Linked DNA regions of Mus musculus: region 1 is linked to region 2. The links are chromatin loops, found by intact Hi-C in ENCODE. Cell type or tissue: left cerebral cortex. All regions are shown on one strand. Each heading gives the region's core, and the rest is flanking DNA. Links, peaks and the distances in the headings are about the cores only. Region 1 holds the start of Rpf2 (ribosome production factor 2 homolog). Region 2 holds the start of Amd1 (S-adenosylmethionine decarboxylase 1).

Region 1 (2,907 bases), core at 110-2,609, 55 kb after region 2:
AAGTTACCCACCGCCTCTGACTTGCCTACAAACTGAATGTTCCCACAATGCTTTTCTCACCTTCAATTGCTTGCTAGCACAGCTCATAGAACTTGGGAAAAGGAGTTTGTTTACCAGATGGATTTATTGCTTATTTATTTTGAGACAGTGTCTTAAATAGTCCGGTCAGACTTGGACAGGAGTTTGTGCCTAGGACGGTGTATATAGTTAAGTGCTATACCACTGAGACTGCCCAGGTAGCTCCAGCCAGGCCTTTAAAGCTATTTAGAAGCCACCTTCCTAACTTGCCATTATCCATCCCAATATGCAAAAAGATGGATTTCCTGGAATGGCAGGACATGCCTTTAATCTTGGTAGGCTATGCATTTAGTTCCAGTGGTCCATAGGGAAAGGCAGCATCTCAGGTTCTACACCAGCACGGTCAACAGCTCTATGCCAGCACTGGCTGCATTTCAAGATCCTCACCCCAAAACAGAGCACACAAATGCACAGACCTTGCAATGGTAAATTAGGTCACTTGTGGTGGCAAATGACTGTAATTTTTGTCACTCAAGTGGCAGAAACAACACAGAATTCAAGATCCCGGTGATCTATATAGCAAGTTACAGGCCAGAGAAAGTGATGTAGAGAAACCCTGTCTCAAAACAAAACTCAAAATTTAATAAAGTCAGACCCAAGACTGCACACTATGAGATTCAATTCATACTATGTACAGCAGACTAGGCAATTCCAGGCAACACCGTGCCACTCGTGGATGGGTATGTGAGCTCTTTGAAGTAATAAAAGTATATTGCATGAGATAATAGTTGATGGTTGCATCTAAATCCCTACACAGCCTGATCTTCCAGCCTTCCTTTCTAAAGTACTGAGATGCCAGGACTGCAGCCCAATGCTGAGTTCTTTGATGTGTGTGTGTGTGCGCGTGCACCTCATTGTGGAGTGGAGGTTGAATTTTTAATTTTCAATTCTGCCCTCTCCTCCCCCAATGCTGGTGTTACTGCCTTCACGGCTGTGCTGGCTTCAGTGGCTTTGTGAAGGCACCCAAACCAATGAATTGTACACATTACCAGGTGTATTTTATATAACTATATGCAAGTTATATGACTGAGACTTGAGAGAAAGTCACGATGAGCAGTATTCTTCGTGTATCTTTCATGTAGAAGGCGAGGGGTTAATCAAGCTGCTTCAACTGCTCTCCCAGTTAATGGCGTCCTTTTCATAGCAGTACTTTTGGTAACTGAGTACCGTACCTCCAACCTTTCTAGCATTCTGGTTATTTCCCTGAAAAGGAACACTTGCCTCCCAAATCCTCGACTAAGTCGTTTACTTTCCGGAGAACAATCAAACAACGTTCCGTAACCAAGGGAGACGGAACGCCATGCCTTCCCAAAATGGCCGCCAGCGCGGACAGCCGGGCTGTCCATTGAAGTGGTATTTCGCACTTCCGGCACCGTCTCTTCCGGCGCTCGCGGCGGCTTCCCGGAAGTAATCGGTACACGTGCATTCGCTAAGGGATCTTGCAGCTATGGATGCTTTGGACAAAGTTCTGTAAGTGTGTGGGGCGCGATGGCGTGGGGGCGAGTCTCCCGTGACCTCCGACGCGGTCTTCCCGCTGTCGCTCTTTCCGGTCGTGCTTTGCTAGTGGTCCCTGGGAAGGAGTCGGCTCGGCCGATTCTCCGTCCCGAATCGCCGCTGGGGAAGCCGTGGTGGCAGACCGCGGGCGGTGGACTGGAGCGAGGGCGGACGCTGTGATCGGCTTATGACCTCGCCGCTGATAGATTCTGAGCTGTGAGAATGGTGGTGGCCTCGGAATCTGACAAGAACCAGGCGACAAACTGGACTCAAAGTTTTGTCACTCTGGGCATTTGAACAGCCCTAAATCAGTTTACCCTGTAAAAAATAGCTGTCACAACAGCCGTGTGTCATAGAACTGTAGAGAGCAGTGTTTGCCACAACAGGTACAAAATGGGAATTTTTCTTTTCCTTCCAACCTTGTACACTTCTGCATTTCCCTGAGTGATGGTTACGTTTGTTCAAAAAATACTTATTGAGTTCCCAAATGCTATTGCATTGGTTCTTACAGTTTTCTGCTACTTAAGTAAATATGTAGTGTAGACGACAGTTTCTTTTTAGTCATTAATGAATTTTGTGCACCTACTATGACTAACTAGTAAGGTGCTATTTATATTGATAACTGGTTAGTCAAATTGCATAAAGACACGGGCTGTAAAGTGTATAAAAACAGTGTGTGCCTTGATTTAACTCAATAAAATGTGTACATCTTTGACTGACTATTAAATGACTAACTTGGGTTTTTTTTTTTTTTGTTTGTTTGTTTTTTCGAGACGGGGTTTCTCTGTATAGCCCTGGCTATCCTGGAACTCACTCTGTAGACCAGGCTGGCCTTGAACTCAGAAATCTGCCTGCCTTTGCCTCCCAAGTGCTGGGATTAAAGGCATGTGTCACTACTGCTCAGCCTAACTTGGTTTTATACATGACATTTCATTGGAGGAGAATTTTTAAATTCTATGTGGGAAATTAAGGTGTATGCATATTTTGGGTTTTCTTTTATTTTTTTCTTTCTTTCCTCTCCCTTTCTCCTTCCTTTCCTTCCTCCCCTCCCTACCTCCCCTTTTCTTTCTCTCTCTCTTTCTCTCGCTCTCTTTTTGTCCCTCCTCCCTTCTTTTTTTTCTCTCTTTCTTCTTTCCCTACCTGTCCCAAGACTGGGAAATGGAGGGTTATTTTTATTTGAGAGAGGAGAAATTTTGTTCATAGAAAACTGTGAAAAGTATCATGTTTACTGCAGCAAATCAGAAGCAAAGTTGAATTCTTTTTTTTTACATTCTTTTTTTTTAAATTAGGTATTTTCTTTACATTTCCAGTGCTATCCCAAAAGTCCCCCATACC
Region 2 (2,907 bases), core at 207-2,706:
AAAAAAACAAAACAAAATCCTACTTGGATTTGACCCCTAATTTATACTTTAGATTATCATTAGTGAAAACTCTTTGCTACCCATTTACATTATTATTATATACTCGCGAAGATCCTTTTTAGGCATTTAGGCAATTTTAGGCAAATTTGTAAATTTGCGTGGTACTGGTGGTTGTGAGGAATACTTTCAATTAGTTCACCCCTTTAAGAATAGCCTAAGAAAAATATCAAATAACCTCGTATTATACTTAATAAAGCTAGTTCCTAGGAAGTTTTGCAAACTAAATATCCACCAGTTGACCTAATGGAGTACGGGTTGATAGGTGTCTGCTGGAAGGCGGCCAACTCCTAAGCTAGGCTAGGCACACGGTGGGGGGTAGATAGCGCCGGAGCCCTCCAAGGCTGGGCGCCACGTTGCTTTTCTCTTTTCTCTTTTGAAATAGGAAGACGACGCTTCTGGCTATTGTGTAAACCCGTGGAGAACTGCCTTCATTCCCACATCAGATAAAGCACAAGCAGAATTAAAGCGCATTCCAATCCGACCCCGGGCCACACGTACGTCACTGACAATTTTATTGCCTAGGCTGCGTTCGTCTCGTGGAAACACGTGAAAAAATGGTTTAAAAAAATTTTTTTTAAAAAGCCAAAAACCACCTCGGCTTGAAACGAGAAACCGCACAGGATCAAAGCACTACGCCAACCCAGCAGTGGCCACCGCCCCCGCCGAGCCCCGCGACACCCCTCCAGACTCCCTCCTGTTTTCTGCTAACCAGCTGTGTGCAGCGTGGGACAGCCTCGCCTGTCTCCCGCTCTCCCCACCAGCTCCACAAGTAATCCCAGATTCCCAAGTCCCCAGCCGGACAACAGAGCGGTCTCCCGCTCAAGGGACAGCGGCAGCTCCATCTGCAACCAAGCTGGTAGTCCCCTGCACTCCCCGTGGGCCCACCGCCAGCCAGCCGGCGTTCGGCGACGTTTGACTGACACGAAGCGGTCCCTATGAGGCCCTGAGGGCGGGGCGATGGCGTCACTTCCTGGCCTGTCGGGGAGGATGCTTATATAAGGTCTGCGCTCACGCAGAACCCTCGCTTACACAGTATGGCCGGCGACATTAGCTAGCGCTCGCTCAACTCTCCTAACGGGAAAGCAGCGGACTACAAGAGACTGAACTGTATCTGCCTCTATTTCCAACAGACTCACGTTCAACTTTCGCTCACGAAAATAGCCGGGAAAATTTTATTAGTCCTTTTTTTAAAAAAAAGTTAATATAAAATTATAGCAAAAAAAAAAAAAAAAGGAACCTGAACTTTAGTAACACAGCTGGAACAATCCGCAGCGGCGGCAGGAGCGGCGGGAGAAGAGATTTAATTTAGTTGATTTTCTGTGGTTGTTGGTTGTTCGCTAGTCTCACGGTGATGGAAGCTGCACATTTTTTCGAAGGGACGGAGAAACTGCTGGAGGTCTGGTTTTCCAGACAGCAGTCCGACGCAAGCCAGGGATCTGGGGATCTTCGTACCATCCCAAGGTGGGTGCCTGGGCCTGAGGGCGGCTCGCCGCCGACTGCGAGGCACGAGTCGCGGCCTCAGGTGGGGCCAGGTCGGCGGGCGGGAACTGGCTTCTCCCGCCGCCGTTGCGGGGCCGCCTGCGCCGCCTGGGGGAGGGGAGGAGGCCGGCGCGGCCGCGTGCTCAGGTAACGTCCCCGGCGGACGGCGGGGCTGGGCTGACGGGCTCCGGCGGGGGGCACGCGGCCCTCCGGCAGGTGTGGCTGGGTGAGGGGCGGGCGGAGCACGAGCTGGGTGGGCCTGGGCCGCGGGGCGACCAGCAGGCCTCCCGCCGCGGGGTAGGCGGCCGCGCGTGGCGCTCGCTCGGGCGGCGGGATTGGGCGGGAGCGGCCGTGTCGCAGTGCCGGGCCCCGCCGACGCCCGGACGTGCCCTGCAGCAGAGCGGGGCGCCTCGGGACCCTCCGCGGGCTTTGCCCGGGAGGCTCCTGACCTTGGGCTGTGTAACCTGTTACGGAGGCGAAGTCCGGGAGAGCGCAGCGGGGTGCTGGAGGGTTTGCCTGCTTCCCGGGGTACAAGCCTGTCAGCCCGAAGATCTATTTTACTTAATGCCTTAAGCTGGAGCAAAGGAGACCTGCGGGCCCCCTGCTCACACCCGACACGGGAGGTGGTGCGGAGAGTTGCTAGTGACCTCGCTGGGAGAGTCGAGCATTGAAGCGCGGATGACACTGAGGATGCATGGACCCGGCGGCGGTGACACCAGCCTCCCGCTTTGGTGGCCGGTACCCGGGCTCCGCCGTGCTCCGAAGCGCACTAATGGGACTAGAGTGGCGGAGGAACCGGCGTGGTCCGGTTCATTGAGAGGCGGACCAATGAGCTCCTGGGCCCCTCCGGAGCCTGGCCCCAGGGTGTGGACCAATGGGCGTTTTAGGAATGTTGGCTGCGCGGTGCAACCGTCCTCTGACAAAAAGCGAGAAGAGAATCCCAGCGGCCACGTGCTGCCGAGACTTTAAGGCACACTGGGAAACGCAGTTCCTACTAGTTGCTGCAGACGTTTCCATTGTAGGGAAAAAAATGTACCCGAAGTGCTAAGGTCTCAGTTTTCGATCCTCATGTGAAGTGTGTGCCATTTTCAGTTACAAACCCTTGACGTTTTCTCATAGTAAGCATAGAGAAGCTTACCTCTTTTACAGATATGGAAAGCTGATTGTGATAGGCGTCTCGGAAAGCTGGTGCTTCCAGGATTATTTCCTAGAAAATCTTGGTACGACCTGAAAGAGGGGTACGCAAGGAAATTACAAAAAACATTTCTTGTTGATAAAGAGAAGATTTTCGTTCTCAACTTAGTTGGAAGTACCAGAGTGGGATTCTAAAAATAGATCAGAGGTTAAGGGTCCTAGATACTAGATAGT

What was found. Peaks named below come from ENCODE experiments on the same cell type or tissue, not always from the same donor. Only the 100,000 strongest peaks of a DNase experiment are listed, where the experiment ranks them.
Region 1: it touches region 2 in a loop (7-fold over the local background); 16 of 42 quality-filtered maps call a loop at or near these places.

What each region holds. Positions count from the first base shown.
Region 1 is chr10:40,245,594-40,248,500 of GRCm38, reverse strand. It overlaps Rpf2 (ribosome production factor 2 homolog), which reads left to right and starts at 1,462. Exons shown (of 10, transcript NM_023323.3): 1 at 1,462-1,548. The coding sequence starts at 1,526. It overlaps Gtf3c6 (general transcription factor IIIC, polypeptide 6, alpha), which reads left to right. Exons shown (of 6, transcript NM_026113.5): 6 at 1-800. In left cerebral cortex, for the core only: no CTCF peak of the experiment used is centred there; DNase peaks (open chromatin) are centred at 993 and 1,434; H3K4me3 peaks cover 1,620 bases; H3K27ac peaks cover 873 bases.
Region 2 is chr10:40,300,363-40,303,269 of GRCm38, reverse strand. Amd1 (S-adenosylmethionine decarboxylase 1) reads left to right here and starts at 1,082. Exons shown (of 8, transcript NM_009665.5): 1 at 1,082-1,521. The coding sequence starts at 1,412. In left cerebral cortex, for the core only: no CTCF peak of the experiment used is centred there; DNase peaks (open chromatin) are centred at 994, 1,687 and 2,421; H3K4me3 peaks cover 2,378 bases; H3K27ac peaks cover 1,695 bases.